Regions from separate parts of the Homo sapiens genome. Here region 2 is linked to region 1. The links are chromatin contacts, found by Hi-C or POLR2A ChIA-PET in ENCODE. All regions are on one chromosome and are shown on one strand. The core of a region is the stretch at or near the end of the contact, and the rest is flanking DNA. Distances in the headings are between cores, read along the strand shown. Region 1 has its middle 17 kb from the start of SERTAD4-AS1. Region 2 overlaps HHAT (hedgehog acyltransferase).

Region 1 (6,360 bases), core at 1,447-3,946:
GAAGTCTGGGCCCCTGTGGAGCTTGGTGATGCTAAGGCACCTGATGGATGCTAAACCACCTAGGTTATGGCTGCCAGGTGCAATGGCAGAGGTGCAATAGTAGCACCTTCTTTTTCAATGTAAAGATAGCTAGAGGGAGAGAATTGACTAATTGTGTGAGAGCAGAGGGAGGAGTTCAGGTGACTCTGAGACTCCAGTTGGAGGATGTGAACAGAGTATCCCTCTCAGCAGTTGGTCCCCAGCACTGCCTGAGGCCACACCCAAATCTAGGAGCTCCAGTCCACCCCCTTGGGCACTGGCATTCTGCATGCCTGGCTTGGAGGTAGGGTCTCCCCAGCTCCTCCCTGCCCCCTCTGCAGAAAAGCTGAGACTTTTCCCATTTCTCCTGCCTCTTGTTTCTCTAATTTTATGATTGTATGAAAATAAGGTTCCCAAATTGCCTTTAATTAGCTTTAATAAGACAGCCTTTTTGCTAATTAAAACGATTATTAAGAAACCATTTATTGAGAATGAACACAGTTGTTAGAACCTACGAGAATTCTGAACTCTTAATAATAACAACAGCAGCCACCACCAGCCCCATCAGGCCCCAGAAACTCAAACTGGGTAGTGCTCAGGCTGGGGGCCCAGGGTTTCCAACTTTTCCCTCTCTCCAGGGCACCTTGTGGGCAGATGCTGCCTGCAAGCCTATAGTTACTCCTTTCCCCAGCACTGAGGTTCTCTCTGTAGAAAATGTCCCCGGTAAGTAAGCACTGACAGGTTTGCCTGTTAAAGGGTCTGGTGCAGCCAGAGTAAAGCTGGGCAGGCAGTCAGGAGGCCATGAAACCTCCAGTCACTTCACCTCCCTGGACCTTTATCTCCCCTGCTGTGAGAAGGGTGGGTGGGCCTGGGTGGCCTCAGAAGCCCAGGGCCCTCTGGAGCTTGGTGATGCTAAGGCGCTGGTTGGAGCCTGCACTCGTGGAAACCCACACCTCTGGGTAATGGGGGAGTCTGGGGCTAGCAGAGCCCAGAGCTCATTTCATCCTCCTCTCCTCCCTCTCCAGGAGGACTGCTCAGGCAGCTGAGGCAAGAGACTCCTGTCGCGAAGCTGTTGAGGAGACTCGGAGACTCTGGGCTCCCGCTAGGAGCAAGCAGGCGCGGTGCAGCGAGGCGAAGCCCAGGCGCGGGGCCCGGAACGCGGTGGTGCAGCTCCCCGGTCCCCGGGTCTCTGACCGCGGTGCTCTCTCCCGCCCCGGGCTGCGCAGCTGCTGACAGCTCCTGGGTGATGGCGAACGGCTTGTGCTGTCACATTTCCTTCCTGTAGGGAGGGGGTGGGGAGCTGGAGCCTGGAAGGGCCGGGACGGGGAGGGAGACTACCCAGGTGGAAGGCGGTGCAGAAGGTTGCTGGAGAGAAGACGCCCCGGGCAATTTCTAGTGACGTCGTCTAGGCCGTATCTACCTTCTGGGGTCAGGAGTCTTGCTACACCCTAACCCCGCCTCCTCCAGAGTCCTCCCAGGGTTTTTCCAGGGACCTGGTCAGCTTGAGGTCTTGGCAGCACTTGAAAAGCAGCGGTGGTTTTTGATTTAGTTGTTTAATTTTTATTTTTAAATATTACAGTGGAAAGAACGTGGACTTTGGAGTCCCATAGCCCTGGACTCCAATTCGGTGGGTCGAATACCTAGCTTTGTGACCCTTTGTGACACTCAACTGAGCTTCGTTTCACGACAGCTTTTTTCCCATGGGGCTGCTGTAAGGCTTAGATGCAATAATGGAGGTGAGGTTGCCCAGTCGGTAGCCTAAGACCCAGCGCTAGTGTCGGGGGAATGTGCACTTGACCTCAACCAGTGAAGGCGAAGGATAAGCTTCCAGGCCCTAAACCCGAGGCCAAGCCGGCCCCGGTCTCCTTGGCGCTCGCTGGCGTCCAGGGTCGGCAGCAGGGCTGGGGACAGTGGGAGTGGGTACTCGGCGGTTCCCAACCACGCCGCATGTCGGAATCCACGCGGACGTCTGAAGAAACATCCGCTGGGGGCCTCAGCAGAGTCCAATTCATCGCGAGCCTCTGGGGTAGGGCTCAGGCCTGAGGGTTTTGTAAAAGCTCCCGAAGGGGGCTCCGAGGTGCAATCAGGATTGAGAACTGGTGATTGAAGAACCACCGCGGTCTCCGGAAAGAAATAAACAAAGAGGCCTTCCTGGGGCGGAAGGGAAGAGGGCTGGCGGGTCCCCACCCGTGTGCAGGTGACCCCTTCACACCCGCATTCCCACGCCCAGGGACACGGTTACACGCACGCTTGGACACACGGGCACCCACACTCACCCGAACACACACACCCACGCCCATTCACGCTGTCCCGGACACACCCACACCCACTGCATTCTCCGGGCGAGTCCTGCGGCCGGAACCCAGACAGAGCGCGCCCGCTGGGGGCCGGGCCCCGCTGCTCCGAGGGTCTCAGGCCAGGAGGCCCGAGCGCGCCACAGCCGCTGACAGCGCGGCTCCTCCGAGCCCGGGGCGCTCGGCAGAGCCCCCGCCGGGCCGCGCCGCGCTCGCTCCGGCTCTTTGTTATGCTAATTCCCCTTCCCAGCTGGTGCCAGCTGCCTGCACAATGAGCGCCCGGAGCCCTTGCCAGCCCTCGCCAGCCAGGGAGTGGGGGCGGGGCGGGGGGGGGCCACCTCACACTGCGGCTGCCCTCCTCACCACCCCCTCGCCGTCCCAGCACAGCGCAGTCTGGCCGGGTGCTGAGCAGCCCAATAAGCAGCCTTTCCCCCGTCCTCCCCTCCCCCATGCTTGCAGGGCCGCGCCCCCCGGGGCCTGCAGGGCATCCTCTGATTCATTCCAGTCGCTAGGGCTGCCCGCCCTCCAGGTGCCAGGGCTTGATGATGAAAAGTAAAAGGCTCCTCCGCGGCTCGAGAGCCGTGAGGATGAAAGAGAAGCAGCCGCCTCCCAGACCACACAGCTAATCCTCCCATAAACCTCGAGCAAATAAGGGGAGAGGAAGAACAGGCCGGCTACAGATGTGGAGTGCAGCCTCCGGGGATCCCCAAATTAAAACTCGTGCAGGGGAAGCCCTTGGACCACAACCAAATGACACTAATTGGGTTATGGGACCATAATCTTGGCTGGTATTTAAAAAAAAAAAAAAAACAGTTATAGTCACAGCTGCAAGAACTGTCTTCATAAAAAGAAGGGGGAAAGTCCGCTATTTTATTACGCATAAGAATGAGAGAGAAGAGGGTTCACGGATCTCCTGCCTGCATGGTGCAGACAGGCTGGTTGCTTGAAGGCGAGGACAGTCTTGTGCCAGGGGGAGCCGCGTTGTGCCTGGCTGGCTCCGGGTGTGTGGAGCTAATCGGCTAAAGGAGGCGGGGGCAGGAGCACTCCAGGGGGAGGGGCAGAGGAACTGCAGTGAGAATGGGGAAGCATGGCCTATCCGGAGGAATGTATATTACAGAAGACAATAGATTAGCCGCCATATGCAGAAAACAATCATTTGGGACAGGAAAACTCAGAGATGTGTTCTTAAAGAAAGATCCAGAAGCAGTTTCTCAGTTTCACTGGGAGGGAAAAAAGGCATTCTGGGGAAGGGAAGGAAAGGAAAGGGTGACATGCAGAAAACTCAAGTGAACATCTTCAGAAAGATCCCTGATTGTTAGAATCAGGAATTGTTAGAATCAGAAGAGAAGGTTAGAAGGGAACAATCTTTTAGAGGCCCTTTGAATCCAGCCTCATCATTTGACAGATGGAAAATCAAGATCCAGAGAAGTGAAGGAGCTTGTTCATGGTTAGACAGCTAGTGAGTGGCAAACCTGGGCAAGACTCTGTTTCCTAACTCCTAATCTAGTTCTCACCACTAAGTTGGTTATAATCTTGTGGTTAAGAAACAGCAGTCATTTGACCAGAAATCAATACAATAGATTGACTCTAAGCAAATAAATGAAGAGTTATGATTTGTTCTTTTTCTTCTTCTTTCTTTCTTTTTGCTTTCTTCTTCTTTTATTTATTTATTTATTTTTTGGACAGATTCTTGCTCTTTGCTCTGTCACCCAGGCTATAGTGCAGTGGCGCAATCTCAGCTCACTGCAACCTCTGCTTCTGGGGTTCAAGCGATTCTCATGCCTCAGCCTCCAGAGTGGTGGGGACTGCAGGCTCACTGCAACCCCCACCTCCCGGTTTCAAGCGATCCTCCTGCCTCGGCCTCCCAAAGTGCTGGGATTAAGGTGTGCACCATCGTGCCTGGCCTAAACAGGACATTTTTAAAAGATTGAGGTAAGCTTTGTTGGATCTATAATAAGAACAAGTGTTAGAAATCAATTAATTCGTACAAATTCCATCCCAGGATTCTTCCTAGTATGTATTTCTTTATTCATCACTTAAAACACCCAGATAAATGGCCCCAGAATTTCTTTAAGAGTTCTTTCTGTGCAGGGACCAATACCATCTCTAGATAGAGATGTCCCTTGTGCATTAAGTCATCTTGCCTAAAACCAGCTAGGTCAAGATTGGGCTGGTTGAGAATTCTAATTGATCATCTTAACTGGTTAAAATTCTACTGATTGGGAAATAAAAATATCTACTCCAGCTGCTGGTTTTCCAAACTCTGAGAGGACAAAGGTTTAGAGATGGCCAGCCTAGACCTCCCTGGGCAGGCTGAGGTGTCCTGGCTTCCCACTGCCTCTCTCAGCTGGCTCAAATGGCAACTAATGTTGCCAATCATGAGATCCTAGCCCAGTCAGATAGGAGGGGAGCCTCTTGCAGAGAAGTCCTGGGACCCCCATGGTACAACACTGCATTTGCTCTCATTATACTCTGTTGCCCATTTCTCATTCTCAAGCCATATGGTTCAGTTTTGTTCTCATTTCAGGACCTACCCATCAGCAAGCCTGCTACAAATGAACCTCACCTTAGGGAAAAATATATACTCTTCAAAAATAGAGAGACAGAATGTAATTTTGTAAATGGAATTCTATTTTGAAATTATCAGTGGGTTTCTGAGTTTACTGGCAAAACAGAAGGGATAAGAATTTGAAATAGGGATAACCAACCTCTAGTTGACCTTATACATGGAAACTGTATCCCAGTTATTTTATAATAGGCTGTGTCCTTGGTTGTGGTTATCCAGACAATTCTGCTTTGGCCTCCAAAATTATCAGGTAGAGGAGCACAAGGAATAGCGTTTAGTCTAAATTATCTCCCCTGCCCCCCTCCTGCCTTTTTTTTTTTTTTTTTTTTTTTGGAGACAGAGTCTCACTTCCTCATCCAGGCTGTATGCAGTGGATCCATCTAGGCTCACTGCAACCTCTGCCTCTGAGGTTCAAGCAATTCTCCTACCTTGGCCTCCCGAGTAGCTGGGATTAAAGGCGCCCCCCACCACACAGGCCCGGCTAACTTTTGTATTTTTAGTAGACACGGGGTTTCACCATGTTGACCAGGCTGGTCTTGAACTCTTAACCTCAAGTGATCCATCCGCCTTGGCCTCCCAAAGTGCTGGGATTACCAGCAGGCATGAGCTGCCGCGCCTGCCCCCCCTTTTTTTCCTAACTTAATACTGTACTTTTTCTGAGTAAAAGCTAGGTTTAAGAAAATTATTTGATACAACAACTAAATAAACTTGAACTTTGGCAAATCCTAGAGATGAGTCAGAGGTTAGTGGTTTTTAATCTTTCCATTTGTAAGGGACACCTCTTATTCCCTTCACATAGCCAATGTTCTGAAAGATTCTGTCTGACAAACAAATTGTATTTATTAAGGATAATGCCTTCGTTTTCCCAGTCAGAGTTTCTTCTCAGTTTGTGACAGCCTGGAGCTGATTTAATTCCAGCCAAAGGTAAGGAAATCTGATGTGGGGTTAGCCTGTGCAACCACTTTCAGAAGATTTTATGATTTGGTATTTTAAATACTAAACATATCTCAAGGTCACCAATGACGACTTTCATAGCTAAGGGCCCTGGGACCCCAGGTTTCATACCATCCCCCTGTTTAACTTCAAGCTTGCTGTACAGAACCAAAGAGGCTGAATACTTTCCACCAAAAGGAGGATCTGGCACGGTTGGGTTCCACTTGCCGGGCATTCAAGGACAGTAATGGAGAAGTCATGGAGGCTTGTTCACTGCAAACCCATAATGTACACCCAGGCAATGTTGAGTCACTTCCCTGATATTAAAACCTTTAATCCTGACAACCTGATGAGGTGGATAATGTGTGCTGCTCCATTTTACAGATGAGTAAACTGAGGCACTAGGAGGTAAAGTGGCTTGTTGGCCAAGGCCAAGCTTGCACAGCTACCCTGGCAGAGCTGAGATTTTCATCCAGGCAGTCTAACTCCAAACCCCCTACTCTTAACCCTCTTCTATACTCCAGTCTTGTGAGAAACCCACAACCTCTG
Region 2 (6,360 bases), core at 1,318-3,817, 92 kb before region 1:
ACAATCCTCCTGCATTAAGGATTTAATCCTCAGGGAACTAGAAAATTCGGTTTAATAATTTTTCATTTTGGTGCTGCTTTTTTTTTTTTTTTCTTCCTGGAGACAGGGTCTTGCTCTGTTGCCCAAGCAGGAGTGCAGTGGCATGATCTCAGCTCGCTGCAGCCTCAACTTCCCAGGCTCAAGCAATTCTCCTGCCTCAGCCTCCTGAGTAGCTGGGATTACAGGCATGCACCACAATGCCAGGCTAGTTTTTTATTGTTGTTGTTGCCCAGGTTGGTCTCAAACTCCTAAGCTCAGGAGATCCGCCCACCGTGGCCTCCCAAAGTGCTAGGATTACAGGCGTGAGCCACTGCACCCAGCTTAGTGCTGCTCTTAGCTGGATTGTACAGTGAGTCCTTACTGAACATCACCAGTAGGGTCTTGGAAATTGTAACTTTAAACAAAACAATGTATAATGCTACTAATTTTACAATAGGCTAATTGATATAAGCAAAAAGTAAGTTCCTACTGCATATTTCTGGTCACAAAAACATCATACATCTAAATAAAGACCAAAACACTTCTAATAGTAAACACTGAAATAAACAAGAGCTATACACATACACTTAAAGATTAATAAGCACAGGTAAGATCATTATTTACCCAAGTTTGGTGAATCAGCAAGTGATGGCAGTTGTGATGGTGGTCGGTTAAACCAAGGAATAAAATGTTTGCAAAGCAAAAATTATAAGGAGCACCTCCTGCCACCATGCAGTTCAAAACATTTACAATTAGGGTGGGCTCACTGAGCGCTTTCATACTACATTTTTTTTGTCATGCATTTGTATGATTATCATAGACTTTACAAATTTTTATTAATTTGTATTCATTCATTCATTTTCCACCCCACTTGTTCCAATTTAGGGTCTCTGGTAGCTGAGCCCATTCCAGCAGCTCAGGATGCAAAGCAGGAACCAGCCCTGGACAGGATGCCATCCCAGCGCAGAACCCACTCATACTCACTCCCCCACACTCGTTACCAAACACAGGTTCAGCTGCTCACCACTTGCAAAACAAATTAGCAAGATAGAGGTATGGCAGAAAGAAAGTGACTTTATTACAGACCAAAGCTAGCCATGGGGAAGACGGTCTAGACTCTTGCCTTAATGGAACCACTTCAAATTTCCAAGCAAAGTGCAAAGGTTTAAGAAGGGGAAGCAAGTTGCGGCATGGGGTGAGGCAGTGCAGGCCGGCATGACTTGTTCCGATGCCGGCATGACTTGTTCCGATGACTCGTCTTGAATTGTTGCTCCATCTTGTGAACGGGCTGGCAACATCTGGGGCTCAGCTGGGTTGTAAATTAACTGTACCCTCAAAGCCATCTCCTGGTAGGGGAGATTTTCACAGGTGCCTGTACTATTTCAAGGTCTAGTCTCTGGAACCTCGACTTCAGGCTGAAGGAGCCTAAAGACCCTACTGAAAGCAGATAACAGTGGCCCCAAAGGCTCCCCAAAACGGGAGGCAATTGCAGGGATTTCTAGGAATGTCTGGCTTTTGTTGAATTTGAATTCCAAATTTGGGGTTGATGGCTAAGCCACTTTATGAGGCCTTTAAAAGGGACTAGATTCAGAGCCCCCTGCCTTGGACAGATGAGCATCAACAGGCATTTGATGCCATCACAGAAAAACTTAATAGGACACTCAGTTACATTCACACACTGGGACCATTTAGACACACCAATTCACCTAATGGGCACAGCTGTGGGATGTGGGAGGAAACCAAGTACCCAGAGAAAACCCCTGCAGACATAGCGAGAATGTGCAAACTCCACAGACAGTGGCCCCAGCAGAAACTCCATTTTCTTCTACTCAGTGGTATAAGGAAACAATAACATTGTTTCAATGAAACAATAACATAGTTTCAACAATGCTCTATGTTTTGTAGACAAATACACAGAGATACATAGTAACTAGCGGCAAAACACCAGGTAACTAAGCAGGGAAACTAGCTGTCCCCTCACCCCCAAAATTTAGGAATTGAACCAAATAGTCTCCACTTGACAGCACAGTGATACATTCTGGCACCAAACCCACCTGTGGGGTTCAGGGAGGAGGGGTGGGCTGGTGCAGGGAGAGTCCCAGGCTGTGTCATTTATTGGTTAAGGAAACGGGTAGATAACGGCCTCCCAGATGTTTTCTTATAGGGTTGTTGAAGGGGTTAAATGTAAAATGCTTAGCCCAGGGCCTGGCAGTGAATAAGCACTCAACAAACATTAGTAGTTACTAGTTAGTGAATTTCACTCATCAGGAGCCTACCTAAGCCCTGACCCTGATTTTCTCCCTGAATCAAAGAAATCTGGCTGAACTTCCTGGGGTATGCCCATCCTACGTGCATCTGGACCTCTTTCAGGAAGTTGGCATCCCCAGGGATTTCGTTAATGTCTCATTCCTCTTCTGACGCCCAATCCAAAGCCACCCTGGACAGCAAGCAAACTATCCCCGGGGACCACCCGCAGGCTTTCAGCCCGGTGCCTCTTCCTCACCACCTACGTCTCTGCTACTCCCAAGGGAATGACAGGCAGTACTTTCCACTTTCATTTTCACCTCTCCATTACACGAATGCCACCTCGAAACACCACCACCACACAGACACTCACCCATCCTCCTTAACAGAGCTTTCTTCCTCACACACTCTCTTTTCAACTCTTGCCTGTAGCTGACTGCAATGGTTACTATTTGAGACTGTCACTACGACAGTCACTACTGTTACTACTTGAGACAGTCATTAGGAGACTGAAGGAAGGAGGACGAAGGCAGAAATGAAAACTTAAAAGTAACTATTTTAAAGGAAGGGGCCAGGGGAAGAAGAGAGCTCCCTGCTTCTAGGGAGCAAAGGCAGCAACCTCGAGCTTCTACAGCCCTTTGTTTTTATTGGGCAGAAAGAGCAGGGAGGAGGAGGTAATGACTGGTCAGCTGCTTGATTGATCACAGGTTCACGTTATTGCTAACAGGCTTCAGATTTGCCTAATCACAAGAAACACTGTGCCTGGGTGGTGACTGCCCCCCAGCATTCTTTCTGGGAGGCAGACACAGTTTGTCAGTTTGCCAACAACCTGCTTTCATGAGAAACAGTTTGCTGTTTACTCATATAGTCTCCAGTGGTATACTGAGTTGATCACGACCCTCATTCTTTCGGCCTTCAACACTCGCCCACTTATCTTAGGAAAATTATTTCCCTACTTTGTTTTCCCTGTTTATTTCAGCTGTGCAGCCAGAAAGTAAATCAGAGTAGATATGTCTTAAGGGATTTATGACACAATGTAAAAGAAAAGGAAAACTATATATTTGGGAATATAACTGGAACCTTTTTAAAATGTCCAGGCCCTTAGAGGTTCCCAAAAACTCTCTCACAAAATTACCAAGTTTCCATTTCTCATACTCTAAACAAGCATGTCCCTCTTTAGGCAGAGCAATCAGGCTGAAATCAAGGAGGTTCTTACTCAAATGTGTAAGTGATGTTTCTTTTCTGTTTTCATGCAGTCAGTCCTGCACCAACATTATCAGCTAAGTGGGTAGCTGTGAGATAGCCTAGAAAAGTCATCACCACTTACAGCATCATTTCTATAGAAAACGGCCAATCTATAGGGACACAGCCTGTGTTTAAGTAGCAGTCTACCTGATTAATCTACACAAATGAGATTGCACTATTGATATGTAATAGTGAAGGAGGGTTGTAGGGATGTGTGATGGTGAGATGTGTCTAAGAACACTTCCCCAGTGTGGGAATACTGGTCGGAACTGTAAAGAAGATAAAGTGTGGATGGTTCAGGGAAGGGAGAACAGGAGCCAAGTGGTAAGGAGTCTTAAAACATACGATTTCATGTTTAAATTTTATTTCCTGCAGAAACCTCAGGCTTGCAAGCCAGTACATAAAATTATTTGAATGAAGCTCTACAAAGCAGCCCCTTGATGCTGTGGTAGACCCAAGAGGCAGGGAGGTTGATGATTTAGGCCCTTAGTGAAAGTGGAGAGAGTGCTGGAACCAAGCCACACAGATGGGGAAAAATTGAGTTGTCCTTGGCATCAAAATAGTCCAGAAGCTGGTAGGGGGAAAAAAGAGGAAGATGAAGAAGATAAAACAGCAACTCCAAAGCTGTAAGACAACAGGATCTTGAAGCTAAATGTTGTTGAAAAGAGTGAGAATTTTGAGGCAAGTGAGGACAAAGCGGTAGAACGTGCATTTAATACTAGATGTTAAAGGAAATCATAGCAAAGTTTTCCCTGGAATCAGAGGGAAGGAATTCAGACTGGAGGAATAGGGAGCTTTCTCCACCTCCAAATTGGGTACAAACACCCCAAGGTTGAATATTTCAAAAAATATATTTATCTGGGAATTATAGAACTCAAGAGGGCCACAGAATAAAATCTTAGCTGTAAAATGGCAAGAATCTCTCAGCTCACAGAACTTTTTCTATACTGGAGCCACTTGCATTTGCATTTACTTTGGAATTTAACACTCCACCTGCTTTCAAAGATGCCATCTACTCGGATCCTCTCAGGAGGGCTAAGTTTTTAGGTCCCTTTCAGGAATCAGAATCCTGCTCAGGAAGAAGCAGCGATCTACCCACGGACAGAGAAGCCAGCAATGGAGCAAAAATTAGAACCAAAATTCCCAACCCCCACTGTCATACAGGCAGAAATCCTGTTCCTTGATCTTGGAAGAAAAGTACAGCACACCTTGCCAAAGCCTGAAACATACATAAACATAACGGCTGCAAGATGCTTTTCCCCCAGCAACTTCCAATATCATTTCAAAAATACTTTAGCTTTACTTCTGATGCAGGCAACTAATGGATTCCAACACTTCCATTTTAAATTTTTTCTGCTTTTAAATCTTGATATCAAGCACTAAATGGGCTATAACCCAATACTCACATGCACCAGAGAACTTTAACAAGACAGCTCTCATCATTAAGCTAACAATCCCTCCATACCAGCATCACCATCGTCACTTCTACTGACTCACTGCTTAATGTCCTAAATGAAGATTTCCCTCTACTGAGTTTTCTTATGCTTTAGTAATAGCTGTACTATAACAAGTACTATTTACAGATTTCCTATGCTGAAAAGGCACTTTACAAGTATTATCTCACTTAATCTTCATAACAAACCTTTGAGGTTGGTGCTTCTGATAACCTCACTTAACACAAGAGGAAACCAAGGCCCAGAAAGGATAAGTAAACCCGCCCCAAATCACACAGCTGGTAAGCAGCAAAGCTTAGATTCATACCCAGTAAGTCTAACTCCAGAGCCTTCCCTCAGCCACCTCACTATTCTTACAGAGTGTACTGGACTCATTTTTTCCAAAATCTATAATGAAATCAATCCATTAGGAAAGCTAGAATATAAGTGGTCTAAATGTAATAGAATTTTTAAACGTTATGCATAACGTTAGACACTCTCTGATAAAAAAATTTAAATCAATAAAATGTAATCAAAATACACATGAAATATCTAACTCACATACATTCCTTAAAAGATTTACTGAAAAAGGCAAACTAAACCTAACCGATTTACCTTGGAAATAAGAGGGGAAAGTCAGCAGTTATGCAGAGATAAGAGTAAAATTGAAATAGCTCTAAATTCAGGAACAAATGAGCACTCTGGAAACCACAAGCAATAAAAGTGAAAGAAGCACATGCCCACTGAAATGACAACGGCTTTAAAGAAAATGAAATAGTAGTGCAATATTCTAGCATATTCGGAAAAAGTGGTATGAGACTTTTGCCTTTTCCAGGGTCCAATTTTCATGAAACTGAATCCCATTTTGTAGACTCTAAATTACATGATTTTCTCCAAGAAAACCACCAAGTCCAGATTCCCATATCACAATTCTCTCCAAACCCCACTTGAGTCTTTTTTTTTTTTTTTTTTTTTTTTTTCTGAGACAGAGTCTTGCTCTATCCCCCAGGCCGGAGTGTGCTGCCCCACTAATTTTTGTGTTTTTAGTAGAGACTGGGTTTTGCCATGTTGCCCAGGCTGGTCTTGAACTCCTGGCCTCGAGTGATCCTCCCGCCGCAGCCTCCCAAACTGCTGGAATTACAGGTGTGGGCCACTGTGCCCAGTCCCCATTTAAGAGTCTTACAAAGACTTATTCTTCAACCCACATAATACTAAGAGGAAACACTTCTCCAAACCCAGAAAGGTTTCACCAACACAGAAGAATGACTAGATAGACTGGAAGAGGTGCACTGGAGTGGGGAAAAAAGTCTAATTACAGAATAGTTTAAAATATATACCCACTACTTCCACATCCGCACCAACATATTATGTATTAGTTATGTATTGCTGCATAAGAAACCATCACAACATGTGATGCCTT

Evidence for each region. Hi-C counts contacts between places; a loop is a spot of excess contacts on that map. ChIA-PET counts read pairs that join two places held with the same protein, here RNA polymerase II (POLR2A). Pooled maps may share reads with other maps.
Region 2: a pooled map shows a loop between it and region 1 (2.0-fold over the local background). The contact joins two enhancer-like sites. A Hi-C loop is called at or near these places in 6 of 50 pooled maps. POLR2A ChIA-PET finds 5 or more read pairs at or near these places in 2 of 52 experiments (Caco-2 and OCI-LY7).

What each region holds. Positions count from the first base shown.
Region 1 is chr1:210,247,792-210,254,151 of GRCh38, reverse strand. No RefSeq gene overlaps it. Among named protein-coding and RNA genes, the nearest start is that of SERTAD4-AS1, 17 kb to the right of the region's middle. RefSeq lists enhancers at 1,119-1,673, 2,229-2,784. Within about 2 kb of position 2,696, at least 11 of the 41 ENCODE cell types and tissues checked have a DNase peak (open chromatin) inside an H3K27ac peak, as active enhancers do.
Region 2 is chr1:210,339,803-210,346,162 of GRCh38, reverse strand. The region is part of intron 1 of HHAT (hedgehog acyltransferase); the gene reads right to left. Among named protein-coding and RNA genes, the nearest start is that of HHAT, 14 kb to the right of the region's middle. Within about 2 kb of position 2,567, at least 5 of the 41 ENCODE cell types and tissues checked have a DNase peak (open chromatin) inside an H3K27ac peak, as active enhancers do.